Regions from separate parts of the Homo sapiens genome. Here regions 1, 3, 4 and 5 are each linked to region 2. Evidence: chromatin loops called from intact Hi-C (ENCODE). Cell type or tissue: endothelial cell of umbilical vein. All regions are shown on one strand.

Region 1 (5,000 bases), 94 kb after region 2:
GATGACCTGCCTGTGGAAAGGAGCTACCAACTCCAGGTCTCCCAAGAGCTGTTCTGTCACTCTTTTGCTCAAGAAAGTTCCTTTCTGCCTTGCTCACCCTCCAGTTTTCTGCATACCTCATTCTTCCTGGACACAGGACAAAAATTCAGGACCTGTTGAATGGTGGGACTGAAAGTGCTATAACACAAACAGAGCTAAAACACCTGCCTCCACCCCACTCGTCACACTGCAGGCAATGAGAAGGAGAGAAGAGCTGCAGCCCTTCAGGGAGCTCAGATGCACAGGCTCCCCCAGCCAGGGCTGTGACACCCTCTTTGGGGCTCTGTGGTTTCTAGTGTCTTGGAGCTTCCAAGTGCCACCATGTTCCCCTTGTCCAGATGTGAGTGCCCAGAGCAGAAGCCACTTATAGTGCATCTGATCCAGCCACAGGCTTGAACAGAGCCAGCACCTGTGGTGGCACCTGGAACTGCCCACCCCACCACAGCAGCCAATGCTTGGCTGTGTGCAGCAGCCAGACCCCATGCTTGCTTACTTGTGCACCCCTCTCCTCTCCATGCCTGGATCATTCTTTGAAGGTGTGGGAGCCAGGCCAGTAGCATGAGCTGAGTGCAGCCTGCCAGGCCGAGTGGGTGGAACAAGCCCAGCAGGCTTGAGCAAAACTCTGGCAAAGGCACCACTGGCCACAGAGGTTTCCAACTGGAAAAGTGACACCTGGAGGATGCCATGACACAAGGATTCTGACTGATGGGTATGCAGCCCTTGGTACAACACTGAATATAAATGGTAAGAGTGAACGTCCTTGTCTTATTCCTGATCTTAGGTGGTACTATGGTTTGAATATGATTTGTTTGGCCCTGCCAAGTCTCATGTTGAAATCTGATCCCCAGTGTTAAAGATGGGGCCTGGTAGGAGTGTTTGGGTTGTGGGGGTGGATCCTTCATGAATAGCTCTGTACCATTCTCACGAGAGTGAGTTCTTACTTTTAGTTCCCACAAGAACTGGTTGTTGAAAAAAGCCTGGTACCTCCTCTAGTCTCTCTCTTGCTTCCTCTCTCACCATATGATATGCATATACCAGCTCCTCTTCACTTTCTGCCATAAGTGGAATCAGCCTGGAGCCTTCACTAGAAGCAGATGCCAATGCCATGATTCTTGTGCAGCCTGCAGAACCGTGAGACAAATGAACCTCTTTTCTTCATGAATTACCCAGCCTCAGGTATGCCTTTATATTAATAGTAACACAGACTAAGATGGGATAATTTTTTCAAGCCTTTCACCACAAAGTGACATTAGCAGTGTGTTTTCATAGATGCCCTTTATCAGGCTGAGGAAGTTTCCTTCTATTCCAGGTTTCTTGTTTGTTTTTTTAATCATTAAAGTGTGTTGAATTTTCTCAAGTGCTTTTTCATATCTATGACATGACTGTTTGGCTTTTGTCCATTATTCTATTAATATGATATATGATAATGTATGCTGAGCCTGTATTCATGGAATAAATTCCACTTTGTCATGGTCCATAAATATTTTTATATGGAGCTGGAATCATTCTGATAGTCTATATTCATAACAATAGTTTATATTCATAAAGTTACTGGAAAGAATTTGGCTGTTAATCTTATCAAGAATACCTCAGAGATGATGAGCTGCTTCTGTCTTTCTGCTTTCAATATACTCTCTGTGCCCTTGGTTTTCCAGTTGGTTATGTTGTGTATAGGTGTGCATCTCTTTGCATTTATACTACAGTATAACCTTGAACAACATGAGGGGTTGGGGTGCCGACCCCACTAGTCAAACATCCACATATACATACCTGTGAGAAGAGGGTAGAAAAAAAATCCACATACAACTTTTGACTTCCCAAAAACTTAACTACCAATAGTCTACTATTGGCCAGAATGTTACTGACAACATAAACAGCTGATTAACACTTTTTTTAATGTTATAAGTATCATATACTGTATTTTTACCATTAAGCCAGCCAGAGAAAAGAAAATAATAAGGAAAATATATTTACTATTCATTAAGTGGGTAATCAGAAAGGAATTCATCCCCTCTGTTTTCACATTGAGTAGGCTAAAGAGGAGAAGGAAAAAGAGGGGTTGGTCTTGCCATCTCAGGGATGGCAGAGGTGAGTAAAAGTTCCATATAAGTGGACCTGAACAGCTCAAACCCATGTTGTTCAAGGGTCAACTATACTTGGAGTCTGTTGAGTTTCTTTGATGTATAGATTAATGTTTTTCATCAAACGCTGGCAGTTTTTGGCCATTATTTTGTCAAGCATATTTTTTGCTCCTTTTTCTCTCTTCCGAGACTACCATTATGCATAGATTGGCATGCTTGATGGTATCCTATAGATCTGCAAGGTTCTCTTCATCTTTGTTAATCTTTTTTTCTTTCTCTTTCTCAGACCAGATTTTCTCAATTGGTTTATCTTCAGGTTCACTGATTCTTTTTCAAATATGCTCTTGAAACCCTCTAGTGAATTTTTTTGTTTCAGTACTTTTTGACTCTAGAATTTCTATTTGGTTGTTTTATTTAAAAAGAAATTATTTAAATGTCTATCTCTTTATTGATATTCTCTCTTAAGTTTTATATCATTTTCATACTTTCCTTTGGTTCTTTATACATAGTTTCCTTTAGTTCTTCAAACATTTAATATCGCTGATTTAACAACTTGGCCTTGTAAGTTTAGCATCAAGGCTTTCTGAGGGACAGTTTCTATTAACTGCTTTTTTTTTCCCAATATATGGGCCCTACTTTGAGTCTCATAATTTCCTGTTGAAAATAGTCATTTTACATAATATAATGTAACAACTATGGAAATCAGACTCTCTCCCATCCCAGGGTTTATTAATATTGCTGGTTGTTTATTTGTTTTGTTTGTTGTTGTTGCTGTTTCTTAGTAACTTTCCTGGACTAATTCTATAAAGTCTCTATCCTTTTTCAAGTGTGGTCACTGAAGTATCTGCTCAGTTTGCTTAGTCATCAGCTAAGAATTGCAGAAATTTCCTCAAATGTCTAGAACAAATAAGTCTCCATAAGTCTCCCAGGCTTTGCTAAGAGTTCCTGTGGGCACATTGTGGCAAACCTTTAACACTCAGGCAGGTAGTTCACATCTCTGCTTTAGCTGTAAATTCCTCCTTGTGCAGACTCAAGGTCAGTCAGAGGTAAGAGCTTAGGGCCTTCTCAAGTCTTTTCTGACCATGCCCATAGCTCAGGCATGTCCACAGTCCTATGTATGTGAGTAGCCTTCAGAATTTCCAGGTAAATGTCAAAGCTTTTCAAAGCCTCCATATGGACATCTCATTCCCCAGATTTCAAGTTCTTCAGTCACATTCTTGTTTGTCCCAAATGTTATTACCACCATAAGCAGCCTAATATTCATACATACATACATACATGTGTGTATATATATGTGTGTGTGTGTGTGTGTGCATGTAAGCCTTGAACAACATGGGTTTGAGCTGTGCAGATCCACTTATACACAGATCTTCTTCCACCTCTGCCATCCCTGCAACAAGACCAACCCCACCTCTTTAGCATACCCAATGTGAGTAGGATAGAGACCTTTCTAACGATACACTTCCACCTAATGAATAGTGAATACTTTTTATCTTCCTTATTATTTTCTTAATAACATTTTCTTTTCTCTAGCTTGCTTAATTACTATACAGTATATAATACATGTAACACAAAATATGTGTTAATTGACTATGTCATCGATAAGGGTTCAGGTCAAAAGCTATTAGTGGTTTTTAGAGTGTCAAATCAGGTCAAAAGCTACTACTGGTTAAGTTTTTAGAGTGTCAAAACTTATATGTGGCCAGGCACAGTGGCTCATGCCTATTATCCCAGCACTTTGGGAGGCTGGGGTGGGCAGATTGCTTGAGTCCAGAAGTTCAAGACCAGCCTGGGCAACATGGCTGGACCCTATCTGTACAAAAAATACAAAAATTAGCCAGGTGTGGTGGTATACGTCTGTGATCCCAGCTACTCGGGAGGCTGACGTAGGAGGATCACTTGAGCCTGGGAGGTCAAGGCTGCAGTGAGCCGTGATCATGCACTGCACTCCAGTTTCCTCAGCGACAGAGCAAGACCCCGTCTCTTAAAAAAAAAAGTTATATGTGGATTTCAACTGCATGGGGTCAGTGTCCCTAATCCCCATAGTGTTCAAGGGTCAACTGTATATAGTTAGATACATGGACACAGAGACACACACACACACACACATACACACACACACATAGAACAAAAACTGAGAGACTTTCCAAGGAGGAAAAGGCAATCCTACCAAGCATGGTGGGAAATTTTGTTTATTGTTTTTTACTGTAAAATAAAACACAGATAAAGAGTAACATATAAATGTGTAGCTTAATGAATTATTAGAAAATGACACCCTTAAAACTATGTCAGAGGAGCATGCAATTCATTGTGTTTCTCTGAATCCTCTATTTCTTGCAAGTTGACAGCTAAACCCAGAGGTTTGAGCAGACTCAGGGTCATTCACTTTGGCCAAACAATATAGTGCTGTGGTCTTTCATTAAGAGGCACATCATGTCTGGTTGTGATGTGAACAATTATTGCTGTTGAATACTTATAGCCATTAATTTACTGGGACTTTCAAAGTGGTGGTATCCTAATTCTAACATTTCTTTTTCTTTCTTTTTTTCTTTTTTTTGAGACAGAGTCTCACTCTGTCACCCAGGCTGAGATGCAGTGGTGTGATCTTGGTTCATTGCAACCTCTGCCTCCCAGGTTCAAGCAGTTCTCCTGCCTCAGCCTCCCGAGTAGCTGAGACTACAGGCCTGTGCCACCACATCCAGCTAATGTTTTTGTATTTTTAGTAGAGACAGGGTTTCACCAGGTTGGTCAGGCTGATCTCGAACTCCTGATCTCAACTGATCCACTCACCTTGGCCTCCCAAAGTGCTGAGATTACAGGCGTGAGCCACTGCACCCAGCCTTCTAATGCTAACACTTCTATTTCGTTAGTTGAAATACT
Region 2 (5,000 bases):
CTGCCCACCTCAGCCTCCCAAAATGCTGGGATTATAGGCGTGAGCCACTGCGCCCGGCCACTTCTATGTCTCCTTAAATGATTATGAACTGCTGGAGCAAAAGGTTTCCATGACTGTTAATATTTAATATCTAACTATAAAGGCTATATTTCAGTATTTGATGTACTTATCATTTTGATGTTAAAAAGGAAAGCACCACTCTCAATATAGTAGAAACTTAACTATGAATTTTTCTTGTAAGCCATGTTAGAATATAAGCTTATTGAGGGTAGAGATACCCTTGAATCTGCTGTAGTGAACTAGCCCTCAATAAATACTAGATTTTCATTGGAGTTACTGTGTAATACTTATGTATGCCTTCTGAACTAAGACCCTAAGCTCTGCACTGCCAATTCTGGTTTACCCAACAGGCAGATGAAGCATATGCTTCAGGGCACCAGCAAAACCAGAATGTTAAAAAAAAAAAAAAAACCTTTGCCAAATAATTTAATATCTCAGCAAAACCACTGAAGTAGCCATCATGGGAAAAAAATCAGAACTTTGTTGGACTTTTTTACTGTTATTTTGGGGTTCTGTTATTTTTCTTTTTATTTCTATATAAGGAAGAGGTGGTAGAACATCAAAATCTTTTCAGTGCTTAGGGCCTCCAAAAATCTTAATACAACTCTGTGTACATCTTAAATTATCATAAGTTTTCCTTAGTTGTTCAGCAATAAGCATTTTATTTCATGAAAATTATAGTACGTTTACCCGTACTTTATGTAATCATACAATTTAAGATTCTTCCTCTTTACAATTTATCTCTAAGCAAGAAACCATAATAAATGCTAGAAGGCAATCCTCATAAATTGGACTAATACCAGTTCTCTTTTATCAGCCAACAGTGCTAATATGTCCTCACACCCTCTGGCTGTATGAAAAGATTACACAGTTCCCAGAATAATCAAAAGTAAATTATTATTTATTTCTTACTGGTATAAATGGAATCTTAAATGTTTCTATTTGAAACGTCTACATATATGTAAGAAAAAGAGAGTTAATTTCTTGTTTTGTAGTTCTCATTTGATTCACAATTCAAGTTTAGTTACCTAAGAAAAGAACTCTAGTTTTTTTCTCAACAATTACATTAAAGAAAACACTGCCAGATTCTTCCCAGTTTCAACTTTCCCTCTACCTACCAATCTCTTGCTGGATGATTACCCAGATATTTCTGGTGTGTTTTGTTGCTAATACTCCCAGTGTACTTCAAGAAGGGTACAGATACTGCTTGAGGATCCGCTTGCCAAAGGCCGGTTCTAATTAGACTTGTCATTTTTTGCTTGGTTTCATTTTGACCACTGGGTGCATCATGCAACCGTGTTGGATATTTTTAAGAGTATAAAAATACAGAAAGCAATAGTTAATTAATCTCACATAGCTAAAAGAGGAAGTTAAAAGTACTGGAAATTGGTGTCGGATGATTAAATAAAGGATTAGGAGAGAGACCATTCTAGACACCCTCCCCAACCCCACATCCCCAAAATCCAAGCCACTTCTAAGTAGTGAGAGAACTTCGGCAACCAAGAAATGGCTTTGTTAGAAAACACTTCACACGACTTATTTTAAATTTTGCTTTAAATTTAATTGCTTTTCTCCTTTTTCTCTAATAATAGGACTATTTCGCAGTTTCCAGTCCTTGATTAATTAAGGCTTCAGAGTTCGTTCTTACATATGCCATGTCTTAAGTTTTCATAAAATTCAGTCTACACAAGACTTGCTTTTTGTGAGCACTGTGCTTAGTGGCAGTCCGGATTTTTCCCTCCACCCCCGCGGCCACCCCTGCCCACCGCGCCGTCGGGCATGGATCTGGCAGGTGCGAGGCCGAGGCCAGGGCTCAGCGAAGGACGCCGAGTTTACAGAGCGCGCGCGCCTAGAGGAGGCAGCAGCAGCCGCAGCCTGGCCGCCCGAACTTTGCGAGCCTGGCGGGGGAGCACAGAGGCGGGCCGACCTGCCCCGCTAGCGCTGAGGAACGACTCCCTTTATGCCAGCTCGCTGTCCGCCTTCCCGCAGCGTACGCTGCGGAGCCTCAAAGACCCTGCGGCCCTCCACAACCGTCTTAAATAACAAACCCCTGTCCTCGCCCCCGTAGGAATTGGGGCAGCTGGGGGTTCGCGTCACAGACTCAAGCCCGCCAGCAGAAGGGCAGGCCGGACTTCGCGGGGCCGAACCCCGCTCCAGCTGGGGACAGGCCGCCTAGCCGGCAGGAGGGAGCCGGCGCGAGAGACTTGACGGGAGGAGGTGGAGAGCGGGAGGCGGGAATGAGGGCGCGGGACCGGGCGGGCGGAGCGTGCGAGACTGCGAGCGCGAGCGCCAGCAGGGCGGAGGGCGGGGCGTGGGCGGCGCCCGGCCTTCCCGCTCCCGCGGCGCTGCAACTCTGCCGAGCCTCCTTAAAACTCTGCCGTTAAAATGGGGGCGGGTTTTTCAACTCAAAAAGCGCTCAATTTTTTTCTTTTCAAAAAAAGCTGATGAGGTCGGAAAAAAGGGAGAAGAAACCGGCACCCTCTCTGAGAGGCAACAGAAGCAGCAATTGTTTCAGCGAAAAAAGCAGCAAGGGAGGGAGTGAAGGAAAAAAGCAAAAAAGGGGGCGACACGCAAGTGCCTGTAGGGGTGAAAGGAGCAGGGACCGGCGATCTAGGGGGGGATCAGCTACAAAAGAAACTGTCACTGGGAGCGGTGCGGCCAAGGAGGAAGCAGTGCTGCCAGGCTCTGCTCCAGGGCACAGCTGGCTGGCGGCTGCCCTGTCCGCAGCAAAGGGGCACAGGCCGGGGACCGCGAGAGGTGGCAAAGTGGCACCGGGCGCCGAGGCTGCTGAGCGCTCGCCGAGACGGCGACCGGACTGGCTGCCCCGGAACTGCGGCGACTCTCCCTACTCAGAACTTGGCCTACGTTTCCCAGGACTCTCCCCATCTCCAGAGGCCCCCACAAAACCGGGAAAGGAAGGAAAGGACAGCGGCGGCAGCAGCTCAATGAGTGCCTACAGCAGAAAGCCTGAACGAGCTCGGTCGTAGGCGGGAAGTTCCCGGGGGGGCTGCCCAGTGCAGCCGCAATGCTGCCGCGAGCTGCCCCAGCAGTCCGGGCTCCGTAGACGCTTTCCGCATCACTCTCCTTCCTCGGGCTGCCGGGAGTCCCGGGACCTGGCGGGGCCGGCATGACGGGCTTCTCGGGGGCCCGCCGCACGCCCGGCAGCCTCCGGAGACGCGCGCCGAGCCCGGCTCCCACGGCCTCTGAGGCTCGGCGGGGCTGCGGCTGCCTGGCGGGCGGGCTCCGGAGCTTTCCTGAGCGGCATTAGCCCACGGCTTGGCCCGGACGCGACCAAAGGCTCTTCTGGAGAAGCCCAGAGCACTGGGCAATCGTTACGACCTGTAACTTGAGGGCCACCGAACTGCTACTCCCGTTCGCCTTTGGCGATCATCTTTTAACCCTCCGGAGCACGTCAGCATCCAGCCACCGCGGCGCTCTCCCAGCAGCGGAGGACCCAGGACTATCCCTTCGGCGAGACGGATGGAAACCGAGCCCCCTGGAGGACCTGCCCCTGCAGTTCTGCCTCACACGGCTCAAGTCACCACCGTGAACAAGGGTGGGTGAATGCCTTTTCTTCCCCCTGAATGTCTTTCCTTCCGCGGTATTTTCTGCCCCGATCTATAGTCCCTTGAGTCTCCACACACACTCCTCACAGAGATCTGTAGCGTAGGTACGTGACAGCTCTGCCTACATCTGACGTCCGGAGTCATTAACCAGGAATGTATGTGTGTCTGTGTGTCTCTCTGTGGAGTCGTCAGAATTCTTCATAGGGGTTAAGCTAAAAAAGCGAGGCGAGGAGCCCCTCTCCAATGGCTCAGTTTTGCTGAATAATCACGTGTGAATCGAGGGGCGGGCTTTTGGCAGGCAGATCTTACTAGTATTTACTACCAAGCTCTACTCCAGATTAACCATCCCAGTCCTTCTGTCAGTCTCCGATGCCATCATGCAGCCTGGTTAGGAGCAAAGGAAAGGGGAAAAAGAAAAACGACTAATTCATCTTTTCCTGATCGTCAGGACCCTAAAGAATGGCCGAGCCTTGGGGGAACGAGTTGGCGTCCGCAGCTGCCAGGGGGGACCTAGAGCAACTTACTAGTTTGTTGCAAAATAATGTAAACGTCAATGCACAAAATGGATTTGGAAGGACTGCGCTGCAGGTTGGTATTAAGAGAGGTGGGGAAAACAAGTCAATAATGTTGCCTACGTGACCCGGGTTTCTAGATTTACAGCTTTTAAGCTTTCAGGGACATAAAATTTCACTGTTTTTAAACCTAGTTGGTTGCCATATTTTATATCTTTAAGTGGATGCAACTTCTCAAAATGACGTACTTTGAACAAACTCCTCAAATCCAATAACATCCTTGATATCAAGTGGGGTCCAGATTTGGTCTTAGTTTTTGGAATGTTTTTGTGACGGTGGGGATTTTAAAGTAGTCAGTGTAGGGCCGAGGTTTGTTTGTTTTGTTTTGTTTTTAAAGACAGCTCTGTAAACACATTATTATGATTATTATTTGAAGTAAATACACTGCTATTAGTGGTTTTACGTACTTTGCCCCCAATAATAGACTTTAACGTTAATTTTCTTGACTACTGATGAGGGTGTTTTTCCTTCAAATGCTTCAAGTTTTGACAAACGACCTTTCCTCGTTTGGAATGGGTGGCCTGGGCACCGGGACAGGATGTACATTTTACAGTTAATGTAATACCATCCACTCATTCAGGAGTCGGGAGGAATAAAAAGTTGAATTTTCTAATCAGAGCTCAGCTGCAGTGTCTTTGTCTCTACGGTCATGCCGTGGTGTGCTCTAATTTTCAGTAATTAGATTTACAGGCAACAATTGACACATGTCCAGCTGCCAAGTATTGTACCTGATAATTTTTTTCCTCTTCTGAATGTTATCATGTAACTTAGGTGAAAGGCTTAGAAACAGAAAAATGACAAA
Region 3 (5,000 bases), 95 kb before region 2:
GTTTTATTCAGGACCTAGCTAATTGATGAAGATGCTTACACTAAACAGCAGTAGTAACATTCTATGTGGATAAAACAGCCTTCTATTGGAAGAAAACATCATCACAGCAAAAGAGAAGTCAATGCCTGGCTTCAAAGCTTCAAAGGGCAGGCTGACTTTCTCATTAGGGGCTAATGCAGATGGTGACTTTCAACTGAAGCCAATGCTTATTGACCATTCTGAAAATCCTAGGTCTCTTCAGAATTATGCTAAATCTATTCTGCCTGTGCTCTCTAAATGGAACAACAAAGCCTGAATGACAGCACATCTCTTTACCATATGGGTTACTCAATATTTTAACCCAGCTTCTGGGACCTACTGCTTAGAAAAACAGATTCCTTTCAAACTATTACTATTCATTGACAATGCACTTGGTTACTCAAGAGCTCAGATAGAGATGTACAAAGAGATCAAAGTTGTTTTTCTGGCTGCTAACACAACATCGATTCTGTAGCTCATGGGTCAAGGATTATTTTTGAATTTCAAGTCTTGTTATTTAGAAAAACGAGGCGGGCGGATCACGAGGTCAGGAGATCGAGACCATCCTGGCTAACACGGTGAAACCCCGTCTCTACCAAAAATACAAAAAATTAGCCGGGCATAGTGGCGGGCGCCTGTAGTCCCAGCTACTCGGGAGGCTGAGGCAGGAGAATGGCATGAACCCGGGAGGCGGAGGTTGCAGTGAGCCGAGATTGCGCCACTGCACTCCAGCCTGGGCAACAGAGCCAGACTCCATCTCAAAAAAAAAAAAAAAAAAGAAAAAGAAAATACATTTCATAAAGCTATAATAGCTGCTGTAGATAGTGATTCCTCTTATGGATCTGGGCAAAGTACACTGAAAACTTTCTGGAAAGGATTCACCATTCTAGATGCCATTCATAATTCATGGGAAGAGGTCAAAATATCAACATCAACAAGAGTTTGGGAGAAGTTGATTCTCACCCTTATGGATAATTTTGAGGGATTCAAGACTTCAGCAGAGGAACTGCAGATATGGTGAAGACAGCAAGATAACTAGAATTAGAAGTGGAGTGTGAAGATATGCATGAATTGCTGCAATCTTATGATAAAACCTGAATAGATACGAAGTTGCTTCTTATGGATGAGCAAAAAAAGTGGTTTCTTGAGATGAAAATCTACTCCTGATGTAGATGCTGTGAACACTGTTGAAATGTAAACAAAGGATTTAGACTATGACATAACCTTAACTGATAAAGCAGCAGTAGGGTTTGAGAGGATTGACTCCAATTTTGAAAGAAGCTCTAGTTTGTGTAAAATGCTATCAAACAGGCTGGGCGCGGTGGCTCATGCCTATAATCCCAGCACTTTGGGAGGCCGAGGCAGGCAGAACACCTGAGGTCAGGAGTTCGAGACCAGGCTGCCCAACATGGTGAAACCCTATCTCTACTAAAAATACAAAAAAAAGTAGCTGGGTGTGGTGGTGGGTGCCTGTAATCCCAGCTACTCAGGAGGCTGAGGCAGGAGAATCGCTTGAACCTGGGAGGCGGAGTTGCAGTGAGCCGAGATTGCGCCACTGCACTCCAGCCTGGGCAACAACAGCGAAACTCCGTCTGGAAAAAAAAAAAAAATTGCTATCAAACAGCACTGCATGCTACACAGAAACCTCTCATGAAAGAAGGCCAACCAATGCAGCAAATGTAATTGTTGTCTTATTTTAAGAAATTGCTAGAGCCACCCCAACTTTCAGCAACCACTATCCTGATCAGTCAGCACCTATCAACGTTGAGGCAAGACCCTTCACCAGCAAAAAGATTAATACTTGCTGAAGGCTCAGGTGATAATTAGCATTTTTTTTAACAATAAAGTGTTTTAAAATTAAGGTACATGCTTTTCTTTTTAAGACATAATGCTACTGCACACTTAATGGGCTACATAATAGTGTAAATATAACTTATATGCACTGGGAAACCAAAAAATTAGTGACTCACTTTATTCAGATATCTACTTTACCGCATTGGTCGGGAACTGAGCCTAAAATAGTTCTCACTTTTTGAGGCTAACGATGCCTTTTTCCCCTATGGCCCTGGGTAAATGGTCACCTTTTTTACTGCTTCCCTGAATCTTCACGAAAATTTTACTAGACATTATTTGAAATGTACACGCCAGGCTTTTATAGCTCCTTCCTTGTATGACAAGACACCAGCAGGACTTACTTCCCCATCTGGGCAAGACAAACTTAAGAAAATGGCCAGAACCTGCAGATGGCGCCAAAAGCAACCTCTAGTGACACTCATTGTTCATTAGCATAAGATACTCCGACCAACACCATGATACTTTACAAATGCCACAACTCAGAAGTTACCACTCCTTTTCTAGGGATTTCTGAAAAACCTGTGCCTTAATTTGCATGTAATTAAAAGTGGGTGTAAATTATTAACCAACAGCCCACAAGGGCTCTCGGCACACTGCCTATAGGTTAGCCCTGCTCCGCAAGGTGGCAGTGTGAGTTTAATAAAGTTGCTGTGTTTCACTGCTGACTCATTCTTGAATTCTTTTCTGTGCAAAGCCAAGAAACCTCCCAGGCTAAGCAAATCTTGGGTCTCGCATACCCTGCATCATTGCTAGAGAACAGAGGTCTTATATCTCATCTCCAGGCATAAGACCAGTCTTCAGCCCCTAGTATCTACATCCAGTTGAGAGGGCCAGTTGCTGAAAGCAACTGTAGAAATGATGCAGGGTATGTGAGACCCAAAATTTGGGGCTTAGTCTGGGAGGTTCTGATAAAACCATTGCAATGACACTGATTTCCCTTTTTGGTTCTAGTACCTGACAATTGTCTATTTTTGCTTTCTAGCTTGACCATATTTAGTATTTTTGTTGTTAATACTTTATTCTACTGGCTGATTTTATTTAGTATTAAAGAGGGTCTTCAGTCTACCAGACCATTTGAAAGTCTATTGTTTATTATTTTCTTCATTCTGTCTTAAAACTAATTTCTTAAACATAAAAATAAAACCATCCCATACCCTGGTATACCCTCCATCAACACTTCATAATTTTAATATTTGCTATATGTTTTTAATTTATTGTTTTGAGACAGAGTCTCACTCTGTCACCTAGCCTAGAGTATAGTAGTGTGATCACAGCTCACTATAATACTGAACTCCTAAACTCAAGTGATCCTCCCACCTCAGCTCCCAAGTAGCTAGGACTACAGGCGAGCACCACCAAACCCAGCTAATTTCTTTACTTTTCGTAGAAATGGAGTCTCACTATTACCTAGGCTGGTCTTGAGGTACTGGTCTCATACAATCCACCTGCCTCAGTCTCCCAATGCACAAGGATTACTGGCATTAGCCACCATGCACAGCCAACTGCCCTATATATTTCAAACCCACTTTCTAAAAAAGTCAGAAATGTTTATAGATGATTTAAGTCTCCATCCCTTCTCCATCTTATTTTCTTTTCTTTCTTTTTTTTTTTTTTTTTTTTTTTTTTTTGGAGACAGGGTCTCACTCTGTCACCTGGGCTGGAGTGCAGTGGTGCAGTCACAGGTCACTGCAGCCTCAACCTCCCGAGCTCAAGCAGTTCTCCTGTCTCAGCCTGTAATGTAGCTGAGACTACAGCCATGGACCACCATGCCCAGCTAATCTTTGTTTTTCGTTTTCTGTTTTTGTAGAGACAGGGTTTTGCCATGTTGCCCAAGTTGGTATCTCATTTCTTTTCCTTCTTCCCTTCCCAGAAGTGTGAGAAAGTTATACCACCATGTTTTTTATATTTTTACATTATATATGAATTCATATTAAAGAATACTGAATTTTTTTGTTTTTCAAAGTATTCTATAAATCATACCAATCTGAATCTATTGTTTTGTTACAAAAGTAATGGTTTCCAGCTGTCCCTATACTCATTTATTTCTTATTTATTTCATTTTATTTATTTTCAGACTGTAGATTTTGGGGGTTTGTTGTTTTATTTATATATTTTAATTAACAAAAATTGAATATATTTATCACGTACAATATAATGTTTTGAAATATGTATACATTGTAGAATGGCTAAATGGGGCTAACATATGTATTACCCTACATATTTTAGCATTTTTTTGGTGAGAACACCTACAATCAACTCTCTACCCAACTTTCAAAAATATGATACATATATTCTTTTTTTCTTTTTTTTCTGAGACAGGGTCTTACTCTGTTGCCCAGGCTGGAGTGCAGTGGCACAGTCTCAGCTCACTGCAACCTCCCTCTCCCAGGTTCAAGCAATTCTCCTGTCTCAGCCTCCCAAGCAGCTGAGATTACAGGCACTTGCCACCATGCCCAACTAATTTTTGTATTTTTAATAGAGACGGGATTTCACCATGTTGGTCAGGCTGGTCTCGAACTCCTGATCTTGTGATCCACCCCCCTCGGCCTTCCAAAGTGCTGGGATTACAGGTGTGGGCCACTGCACCCAGCCTCTAATACATACATTCTTATTAAGTACTGTCATCATGTTATACAATACAGCTCATGAACTTACCCCCCTAACTGAAATTTTGTATCCTTTGACCAATACCTCCCCAACTCCCCAGACTCTAGTTTTGATAAAACCAGTCATTCAAATCCTCCTTTAACTATCACTACCATCCTTTTCCTCAAAAAGACAACTGGTTTAATTTCGTATGTGTGTTTTTGTGTTTTAACAAATAAGAATGCTCCAACTATTGCCCTGAAGCAGCTCACTGTCTAAGAGGACAAAAGCATGTAAACAATACTATAGTAGGATATGTGCTATAATAGTATGTAAAATGTGTAAAACGACTAAAAAGAGACAGTAAATGACCTACAGAAAATAAAGGTATGCATTCCAGAGGACACAGTACTTGAGCAGGCTTCGTGCTTCTCAAGATGAAATGGAGTACGTCAGGCAAATAAAAGGTGGAGAACATTCCATACAGAGAAAACATTATGGCCAAAGACACAGATGTATGAAATTAAGGTACGTTCTGGAAA
Region 4 (5,000 bases), 220 kb after region 2:
TGTGGTGGTTCATGCCTGTAATCCCAGCACTTTGGGAGGCCAAGGCAGGAGGATCACTTGAGGCCAGGAGTTCAAGGCTGAAGTGAGCTATGATCCTGCCACTGAACTCCAGTTGGGTGACAGAGTGAGATCTTGTCTTTAAAAAGAAAGGGGACTGGGTGCAGTGGCTCATGCTTGCAGTCAGGAGTTTGAGACTAGCCTGGCCAACGTGGTGAAACCTCGTCTCTACCAAAAATACAAAAATGAGCCAGGCAGTGTGGTGGTAGGTGCCTGTAATCCTAGCTACTCAGGGGGCTGAGGCAGGAGAATCGCTTGAACCCAGGAGGCAGGGGTTGCAGTGAGCCGAGATCATGCCACTGCACCCCAACCTGGGTGACAGAGCAAGACTTTGTCTCAAAATATAAAAAATAATTTTTTTAAAAAATTAGCCAAACGTGGTGTTACTGCACCTATAGTCCTAGCTACTCAGGAGGCTGAAGCGGGAGGATCACTTGAGCCCAGGAGACTGAAGTTGCAGTGAGCTATAATCACAGCTCTGCACTCCAGCCTAGGTGACAGAGTGAGAATATCTCCCTAAGAAATAATAATAATAATAATTAATAAATAAAATAAAATATCAGAGTTGAAATAGGCCTTAGACATTATCTTGTTTAAAATTTTTGGTTATAGTTGGACAGACTTAAGCCCAGGAAGCAAAACTGACTCATCAAAGATAATTTGCTTAGGTAAACAAATTTATTGATTGAACTATTATTATGTATCAGAATCTGTGGTAGGGTGACCAGTTGTCCTGGTTTGCCTGGAACTGAGGAGTTCCAGGGACATGAGATTTTCAATGCTAAAACTGGAACAGTCAGGGTAATCACTCTATGGTTCTCCCTGTGTACATGTTAATAAATTTGTATGAGCTGGGCACAGTGGCTTATGCCTGTAATCCCAGCACTTTGGGAGGTCAAGGCAGGTGGATCACTTGAGCTGAGTCCGAGACAAGCCTGAGCAACATAGAAAAACCTCGTCTCTACAAAAAAAAAAAAAAAGAATAAATGTGTTTGCCTTTTTTCCAAAAAACAAAACTAAAAAACAAAAAATAGCCTGGGGTCTGGTGGTGTGTGCCCATAATCCCAGCTACTCAGGAGGGTGAGGCAGAAGGACTGCTTGAGCCCAGCCCTGGGCAACATAGCAAGACCCCATCTCAAAAAAACAAAACAAAACTGGAATAATCCCAAGCAAACCTGGACAGTTGGTTGCTCTATTACTAGGCCCTGGAGACAGAACAACTTATGAGATATGACTTCTGCTCTCAAGTCGGAGAGACATGTGAGCAAATCATTACAATATGATATGTACCAAAAGAGCTCCCACACTGTAAGTGAGGCAAGATTTCTGAGGTCCTGAAACCTCTAGGACAAGAAGGGAGTTAAGCAGATTAAAGCCAGAGTAGGAATGGGGCCATTTGGAAAGCATCGAGTCTGAACCATCAGTACAGTAAAAGACACAGTAGTAAAAAATAATAGCTAAGAATTTACTGATAATTTAGCTATGCGCCAGGCATTATGCTATATATTATCTGCTTTAATCTTTACAACCCCATAAGGTTGGATTTGTCATATGAGTGATGAAGACACCATTGGAGAGTTTTAAGCAGAAGAGTAATATAATTGTGTGCTTTAAAGATAAATGATCACTATGGCAGTATGTAAAGAGCTTTTAAAAAATCCAATACACGTACACACTCTTTTGAAATATCTGTAATCCCCCAAACCCAGTTTCATAAAAGAGATTCCAGATTCACAATACAGTTTAAAACCAAATTGTTTAACATCTTAACTCCTCTATTCTTTTTATTTTTTCTGTTCTTCCATTGGCTTTCTACCAATGTACAAACTCTGTAAGGAAGTTATTAGGTTCTATGGCAAGGGCTCCCTCTGTTGGTTGTGCAGCAACACAACAGCAACTATTTGACATCCAGCAGAAACAATTGCTTTAGGTTTTTACAGTAATCCTTTTTTAAAGAAAATCAGAGATCTTTCCTCTAAATTTCAATAATTTGTGAAATATGGAAACAAATATAAGACCCAGTTATTCAGTCTTTGAAGTTTAAACCAAAGAAAAATTTTCTTACTTGCAGTCACCATTTTCACTGGCATCATTCCATGTCTTCATCAAAGAGCCATTTACATTCATTAAACTGGACAGCTATTTGAATTTCATAATAGAATTATCCAGACCTTCATTTCCTATTATGCCCATAGTCATACAAATGAACTTTGTTATCACTTATCAGTAATAATCACTCATTGAGAATGTCATTTCTATACAGCTCCCAGATCGCCTAAGCCCATGACAGATTGGCTCCCAATTCCTCCAAATGAATGCCTGGCAGCGGCTGCAATAAAAGCTCCACCATGTAGGACTAACCCCTTCAGGCTGTAGACAGAATAATTTGCTCATTCAACCAAGATCCACTTCTACTTGCTCCAAACCAATTCTGCTCTTGGGAGACAGTTTAATAACGTAGACACTAAACTCAAGAACCCCCTGGTGTAGTGTGGAAGATATTTAACATTTGAAGCATGGCTCCAACTTGAAGCAGACTACAATAAATGTCATTAACATAGTACAATGCGCCATAAAAGCAGAAGGAAATAGCAAGTATGATTGAGAGACTTCAGGCAGACATCTTGGAGAAGGTACTATCTGGCTTGAACAGGACAAAAGATCCATGGTGTCAGGAATGTTTGTTTTGTCCATCACTGTATCCTAAGTTCCTGTAACTTTCATTGGCACATGGTAAGTGCTTAGTAAATAGTTACTGAATGAATGAGTAGATTTTTGAAATCAATAGGAATTTTACTTACAGGAAAAGGCAGAGAAAAAGAATTTCCCTTTTGAAAATGCTTATCCTCAAAACCTAAACAAACCTTTTGTTTGTTTAGCCTGCCAAAACCCTTCCCTTGGCTCTCTAATTTCTTCAGGATGAAATACTGTCCCTGTCTGCCAGGCATGGTAGCTCATGCCTATAATCCCAGCACTTTGGGAGGCTGAGGGAGGAGAATCACTTGGGGCCAGGAGGTCACCAACGTGGGCAACATAGCAAGACCATGTCTCTATATATTTTTATTATTATTATTAACAGAGTGTGGTGGCACACACCTCTAGTCCCAGCTACTCAGGCGGCTGAGGTGGAAGGATAGCTTGAGCCCAGGAGTTTGAGGCTACAGTGAGTTGTGATGGAGCCACAGCACTCCGGCCTGGACAACCTGGTCTCAAAAAAAACAAAAAGAAAAGAAAAGAAAAAAAGAGCCCACGTATTTTCCCTTTATCTGCCTTTTTCACCATTAGCTTCATCTTCAGGCTGGTAACAGGATGGCTACAGAGGTTTCAAGCATCACAAAATCCAGAGGAAGAAGAGGAACTTCTTCTTTCTGTAGAATAAGGAAGTATTTTCCAGAAGCTCCCCACAATACTTTCCCTTGTCCACTTGGCCATCCCTAAATCACTCACTAGCAAGGGGGATGATGTTCCCATAAATAGTTTGGCTGATCATCTAAGGTAGAGTGGAAGTTGGTGACCTTTTATGTTAGTTACTGCAGTAAGGTCTTGCTGTAACTCCTCAGCCCCCAGAATTGGATACCTTATGTCTCTGTGTATCTGCTTTTGTGACCCTGCCCTGAAACTCACTACCATGTTCATACCCTAGACCTTGTCCCTACCAATAAATGTGTCTCTCCATAATTTCAATTTCAGGGATCCCACCCTCTGACTTTCTATATTTCCAGCTCACTTTTTTAATATCAACTCCAACAATCTTCCAATCCCACAGGGACCTATATGCCACTGATGATCTTACCACATTCCTTTTCACAATCTTCCATCCCCTACACAAATTCTTCTATATCCAGCTTAAATATCATGGTCAATCATTATAATCACTCTCTTGCATATCCCCTGGACTCCCTTGCTCCCTTCACTTCATGGTACTCTCTTGGCAAATCTGCAGTTCTGCTTGTATCCAACTCTCTGCTTACTCAGTACCTGGACCAAGACCTGGAGTAGGACTGGAGAAAAATACATACCAATGTTAATTAGTCTTACTCTACGCTTAATGTCTTTACTGCTGAATAGTAAAGCTGCTTAGCAATTACAACGTATTTCTCCAGTCCATTTTATGTTTCATTCTCTGAGATGACCTCCATGAGATCTCCTGTCTCCTAAAACTTTCAATACCTCCTTTTGATTTTTTTGTTTTTTCCTGCAAATGCTATGGTGACTTACCTTCTTTTCAGTGCTTGTTTTCCAGCTGCTTACTTTGCTTATTTTACCGAGAAAACACAGGCAACTAGAGGGGAATTTCCATATGTTCCCATCACCCCCATCTAACTCCTAGCTACATCAGTGCTCACACCTCTGCTTTCTCTGTTAATGTGGATGCAGTCTGTGATCTAGCAGACCCATTCTTATTATGCAGTAGATTCCATCCCTTCCCATCAACTCAAAGAAATTTCCCCCAGCAATTCTTCCATTCTATATTCTGCATCACCAATATTTTTTATTTTATTTATTTATTTATTTATTTATTTATTACTAGATCAGGAATAATTTTGCCATCCCCCTTCCACAAGAGACATTTGGCAATTTCTGGAGACTCTTGTGGTTATCACAACCCAGGAAAGAAGCAGGGCGCACTACTGGCCTCTAGTGGACAGAATGCTAAGAAGCTTTCTAAACATCTTACAATGCAGAGGATGGCCCTTCTTAACAAAGAATTATTCTGCCTAAAATGTCAGTCCCAAATTGAGAAACCCTGTACTAGGCCATTCCTATAAGCACATAAACACACACACACAAGTGCTATTATTTCTCCCATTTTAAAAATCACCCTCCCGTGACTCCACATACCCTTCCAATTTCAATCCTATTTCCTGCTCCCGTTTACTGAAAAGTCCTCAAAAGTCTTATCTAATCTCACTGTGTCCACTTCCTTTCCTCTAAGTCTCACT
Region 5 (5,000 bases), 190 kb before region 2:
AGACTGGATGAAGAAAATATCGTACATTTACACCATGGAATACACCACAGCCATAAAAAAAGAATGAGATCATGTCCTCTGCAGCAATATGGATGGAGCTGGAGGGCATTATTCTAAACGAACTAACACAGGAACAGAAAACCAAATATTGCATGTTTTCACTTACAAGTGGGAGCTAAACACTGAGCATACATGGACACAAAGAAAAGAACAACAGACACTGGGGACTACTTGAGAGTGGAGAGTGGGAGGAGGGTGAAGATCAAAAAAACTACCTATCAGGTACTATGCTTATTACCTGGGTGATGAAATAATCTGCACACCATACCCCAGTGACACACAATTTACCTATATAACAAACCTGCTCATGTACCCCTGAACCTAAAATAACTTTAAATAAAATAAATATCATTAGACACCCATTAACATCTAATTAATAAAATTTTTAAAATAAAAAACAAAAGCACTTTGGGATAAGGCTACTCAAGAACAAGAAATGATTTAATGGCAAAGACTACAAGACAATGCCCACTGCCTTTCCCTATGTACTATTCTGGTATCATTAATTGAAAGATGTAACTCCTGTATATCTTGCTACTTATAGACATAAGTTTACATTTAAAATGCTTTAACATAACACCTACAATTAAAAAAGGATTATAAATATGTGAGTATTTTGAGGTTCTGGACAAAGGATTCCAGGAAGCTCAGCTGGGGAAAATTGTTTGAGCCTAGGAGTTTGAGGCTTCAGTGGGGCATGACTGCATCACTGCATTCTAGCCTAGGTGACAGAGTGAGACTCTGTTTTTACTTTAAGTATGACATTTAAAAATGTGACATCAGATCCAGCCATCCCACTTCTGAGTCTGCAGCCAAAGTAATTAAAATGTGTTGAAGAGATGTCTGCACTTCCCTGTTCGTTGCAGGATTATTCACGATAGCCAAGAGATGGGAACAATCTATGTGCCCGTCAATAGATGAACAGATACAAAAATGTGGTATATACACAATGGCATACTATTCAGCCTTAAAAAAGAACAAAATTCTGTCATTTGCAACAACATGAATGAGTCTAGAGAACATTCTGCTAAGTGAAATAAGACAGGCACAGAAAGACAAATATCACACACATGCTCTCACTTACATATGGAATCTAAACATCTGAATCCACATATGAAGTAGAGGGTATAATGGTAGTTACCAGAGGCAAAGGCATACAGTGAGCTCCGTGGATAAAGAGAAAATATCAATCAGAGGGTCTCTTTGATCAGTTAGACAGAAGGAAAATATTCTGGTGATCTAATGCACAGTAAGGTGAATACAGTTAAGAAATAATGTATCACTCAAAATTGCTAAAAGGGTGGATTTTAAGTCTTACCACAAAGAAATGGTAAGTATATGAGATGACGGATACGTATTTACTCATTCTAAAATGTACACATGTATTGAAACATCATATTGTACCTCATAAACATACACACTTATTAAACATCAATTTAAAAATCTGAAGCTGAATTAAAGAATATTTCTAACGCATAAATAAACTATGCACATTGAGACCACAGTTTGAGATGCTACTTTATTCAGCTTTTAAAATGACCCAATAATAAATTATTTGGGGAGTACACAATTGATGGCACGGAGGCAACAGACATCAGTTTGCAGGTAGACTAAACAATACTACTAACACACAACATTTGCTGTCTTTCTTCCCCCAAAATACAAGCTATAATCAATTTCATTGTCATTTCATGCTGATAGCATCTTTCAAGACACACAAAATTGTCACTCTTTCCTTCTTTTCACATGTACTAATAACAGAAGAACATTTAACTAGTATTTATTACTCATAAAGCATGGCTGAGGCATGTGGGGGAGGGATAAGGCATTTGCCAAACACTATACAGCTAATAAGAGTCACAGAGTCGAGATCAGAATCTGAATTTATAGATTCAGGACAAAACCTGGTTTGAAACAACCTGAACTACTTTTTCAGACTGAAAATGCACCTGCTAAATGTTTTAAATCTTTCCATATTCAACCTGAGTTCTTAAAAACTAAAATAGTATCCAATATAGTAAAAGTAGCTTTAAGAAAGATCAAAAAGAGAAAAAATAAGATAAATGGTTCAAATAATAACAGACCTATTTTTCTGCTATATCTCAAAAACAAAATTAAAGCTATGCCTACTAGGCTCCAGTAAATTAGGTTTGTTAACAGCACTGATTTAACAAACTTTATTAAACAAATAGCTGCATGTTAGGTTAAATCCATTGCTAGATCTTAGAGATCTAACAATATACAATAATCCCTACCCTCAAAGAGATCACAATACTTCACATCAGACACCATTTTATAGGAGGACAAATGCTTTAAAATAATTCTTTAAATTTATTCAAGATAAGAAAACAGAATTCAGAAGGTTTTGGGTATTGAAATGAAACTGCAATAAGGACCCTAAAAACATTAACAACCCAGTGAAATTACCACTAGGTGTCACTGTGATACAAAGTTCTTAGCTGCCTTTGGGCTCGCTTTCAAACCTTGTTGCATCTTCCTGGTAATAACGTGGAAAAGGTGCATAATCTGATTGAGCATCTCTTTGCATTGTATTATTTATATGTATACAGCTACAGAAAAAATATTATTTATATAATTTCAGTAACACTGAAATGAGTTATATCTATAATAATTCTATTGCTGGTCACATAAACTTTAATGAGTGTACATTTTTAAAATTTCCTGTGATGGATGAATTAATATATACACATATATTCATATACTCATTTATTGAGCCATTTGTTTCCTCAACAAGCACTACTCTGTGCCAAACACTGTGCTAGAATAAAGAATCTAGAGAGGAATAAGACCTGCTCTCTAAGTGTGAGGAGTTAACATTCATAAGGAAAATCTGAAACACAAAGGGTAAGATGTGTTAAAATCCATGTTTAAAGCATATACAAAATTTTATGGGATCATAGCGGATGATTCAACTTAACTGTATGTCCAGAAAGGTTAGGAAAGGCTTCATAGAAGAGGAAATATTTACATGGGATCTTGGAAGCTGTGTAGGAGTTTTCTGGAAAGCTAAAGCAAGAAAAGGTTTATCAAACAGAATAGAGGAAATACAGAGCCACTGAAAGGCACATGAGGAGATGCGTGTTTTAGAAAAATCACCACAGGGCAACTATATAGAAAAGATGGACTAAAGGAAGAAAGAAACGAACATATGGAAATCAGGGGAATTATCTTAATTAATCAAAGAAATCCTTGAACTGTAACAAAGGGGGACGAAAAAAAAAGGAGAGATTCAGTCATAATGTGATAGAATTCACAAAACTTTATTGACTAAGTGCAGTGAAGTCAGAAAAAAATTCTATCAAGTCTAAGTATTATCCTTAAGTATGCCTTCCCTAGTTACACATACAAACATGCCAACAGGGAAAACAGAGAAAGTATATAACATGATTCTCTGCCTGCCATAATACTCATAAGGCAATAACTATAATCCAGAACAAATAAAACTGGAACAGCTAGAAGAAGCAGGAGCAGGTAGATATCATATAATAACAATATCTGATTTAAAATTCATTTTGAGTCAAACTGTGTTTATAGTATGTCCATAACTATGAAGAATATGACTGGAAATATTTTAAAGCTTTATCACAGAAGTATATGAAAGAACTTCCAGGGATCACTTTTCGTAAACTTTTGGCTTTATCATCCACTGTAAAAGCTAACTTATGCTCAAGTATGATAGAGTAGGAACAGCCAAGCTGTCATTCGGTTTGAAAACAAATACAATTAAGACAGCTACAGACACATTATAAATACAACTGGACTCAAAATGAATTTTAAACCAATATGTATCTACTCCTGCTTCTAGCTCTTCCAGTTTTATTTGTTCTGGATTATAGTTTTACCTTATTATGAATCATATGGCAGGCAGAGAATCATGTTATATGGTTTCTCTCTAATATATTTAAAGTGTAACATTAACATACATAATCCAGAGAAGCCAGCCATTTCTGATCACCACACTCGAAATAAGCAGAGGATTTTTTTTAGTTGAAAAAATACTTAATAGTCCATCAAAAAAAAGAACAAGGTTTTTCTGAAGTGATACACTATTCACTCACATGAAACAGACACATGCAACAAGATGGCAGTTAAAATTTATTTAATATATAATTGCATTCCAGTTTTCTTAAAACAAAAAAAAAAATCTGAGGTAATTTTAAGATTTAAAAGAAAAAGTGTGATGTGGCACTGAATTTGCCCCCTTGGATAATAGAAATATTTGTCATTAAACTAAGAAAGTAAAGGCTAAATCATATCCCTTTCAGTGGTTCCCAACTAATAAACCCGAGATGCCTTAGCAATACTACTAAAAATCCATACAAACAAGAAGCATCATCAATTCTGACCAACTGATATTGTAAAGATAAATAACATTACTTTTAAAACGTCAACAGAGGAAGTTTGGTGATTTAAAAAAAAATATACAGAATCAGCCAGGGTAAGTAGCTCATACCTCTAATCCTAGCACTTTGGGAGACTGAGGTGGGGGGATTGCTTGAGCCCAAGAGTTCAAGACCAGTCTGGGCACATAGTGAGACCCCATCTACAAAAATGATAATAATAAAAAATAAAATAAATAATATAGGCTGTCAAGTTGGCTCACACCTGTAATCCCAGTCCTTTAGGAGGCCAAGGCAGGAGAATCACATGAGGCCAGGAGTTCAAGAACAGCCTGGGCAACAAAATGAGACCCCATTTCTTCAAAAAGTGAAAAAAAAAAAAATTTGCCAAACATGGTGGCGTGCGCCTGTAGTCCCAGCACTCGGGAAGCTGAGGTGGGTGGGAGGATCACTTGAGCCTAGGAGTTCAAGCTCAACAGTGAGCTATGGTCATATCACTGCATTCCAACCTGGGTGACACAGCAAGACTCTGTCACTTAAGAGAAAAAAATCATTTCAAGTCACATGAATTCAAAAATG

The links. Peaks named below come from ENCODE experiments on the same cell type or tissue, not always from the same donor. Only the 100,000 strongest peaks of a DNase experiment are listed, where the experiment ranks them.
Region 1: it touches region 2 in a loop (6-fold over the local background); 5 of 110 quality-filtered maps call a loop at or near these places.
Region 3: a loop joins it to region 2, with 4 times the contacts of the local background. A loop is called at or near these places in 13 of 110 quality-filtered maps.
Region 4: it touches region 2 in a loop (6-fold over the local background); 12 of 110 quality-filtered maps call a loop at or near these places.
Region 5: it touches region 2 in a loop (4-fold over the local background); 25 of 110 quality-filtered maps call a loop at or near these places.

Annotation. Positions count from the first base shown.
Region 1 is chr1:51,060,288-51,065,287 of GRCh38, forward strand. No RefSeq gene overlaps it. Among named protein-coding and RNA genes, the nearest start is that of MIR6500, 2.8 kb to the left of the region's middle. In endothelial cell of umbilical vein, no CTCF peak of the experiment used is centred here; a DNase peak (open chromatin) is centred at 3,064; H3K27ac peaks cover 1,365 bases.
Region 2 is chr1:50,966,284-50,971,283 of GRCh38, forward strand. CDKN2C (cyclin dependent kinase inhibitor 2C) reads left to right here and starts at 3,962. Exons shown (of 2, transcript NM_078626.3): 1 at 3,962-4,214. The coding sequence starts at 4,086. RefSeq lists silencers at 2,221-2,480, 3,031-3,300 and an enhancer at 2,731-2,800. In endothelial cell of umbilical vein, a CTCF peak has its summit at 1,914; DNase peaks (open chromatin) are centred at 1,978, 2,308, 2,958 and 3,828; H3K4me3 peaks cover 3,278 bases; H3K27ac peaks cover 3,362 bases.
Region 3 is chr1:50,871,287-50,876,286 of GRCh38, forward strand. The region is part of intron 1 of FAF1 (Fas associated factor 1); the gene reads right to left. Among named protein-coding and RNA genes, the nearest start is that of FAF1, 86 kb to the right of the region's middle. RefSeq lists an enhancer at 2,371-2,665. In endothelial cell of umbilical vein, a CTCF peak has its summit at 2,253 (motif pointing right); a DNase peak (open chromatin) is centred at 2,305.
Region 4 is chr1:51,187,689-51,192,688 of GRCh38, forward strand. No RefSeq gene overlaps it. Among named protein-coding and RNA genes, the nearest start is that of LINC01562, 45 kb to the right of the region's middle. In endothelial cell of umbilical vein, CTCF peaks have their summits at 1,928 (motif pointing left) and 4,692 (motif pointing left); DNase peaks (open chromatin) are centred at 1,913 and 4,713.
Region 5 is chr1:50,772,466-50,777,465 of GRCh38, forward strand. All of the region lies in intron 4 of FAF1 (Fas associated factor 1), which reads right to left. Among named protein-coding and RNA genes, the nearest start is that of FAF1, 190 kb to the right of the region's middle. In endothelial cell of umbilical vein, a CTCF peak has its summit at 2,481 (motif pointing right); a DNase peak (open chromatin) is centred at 2,506.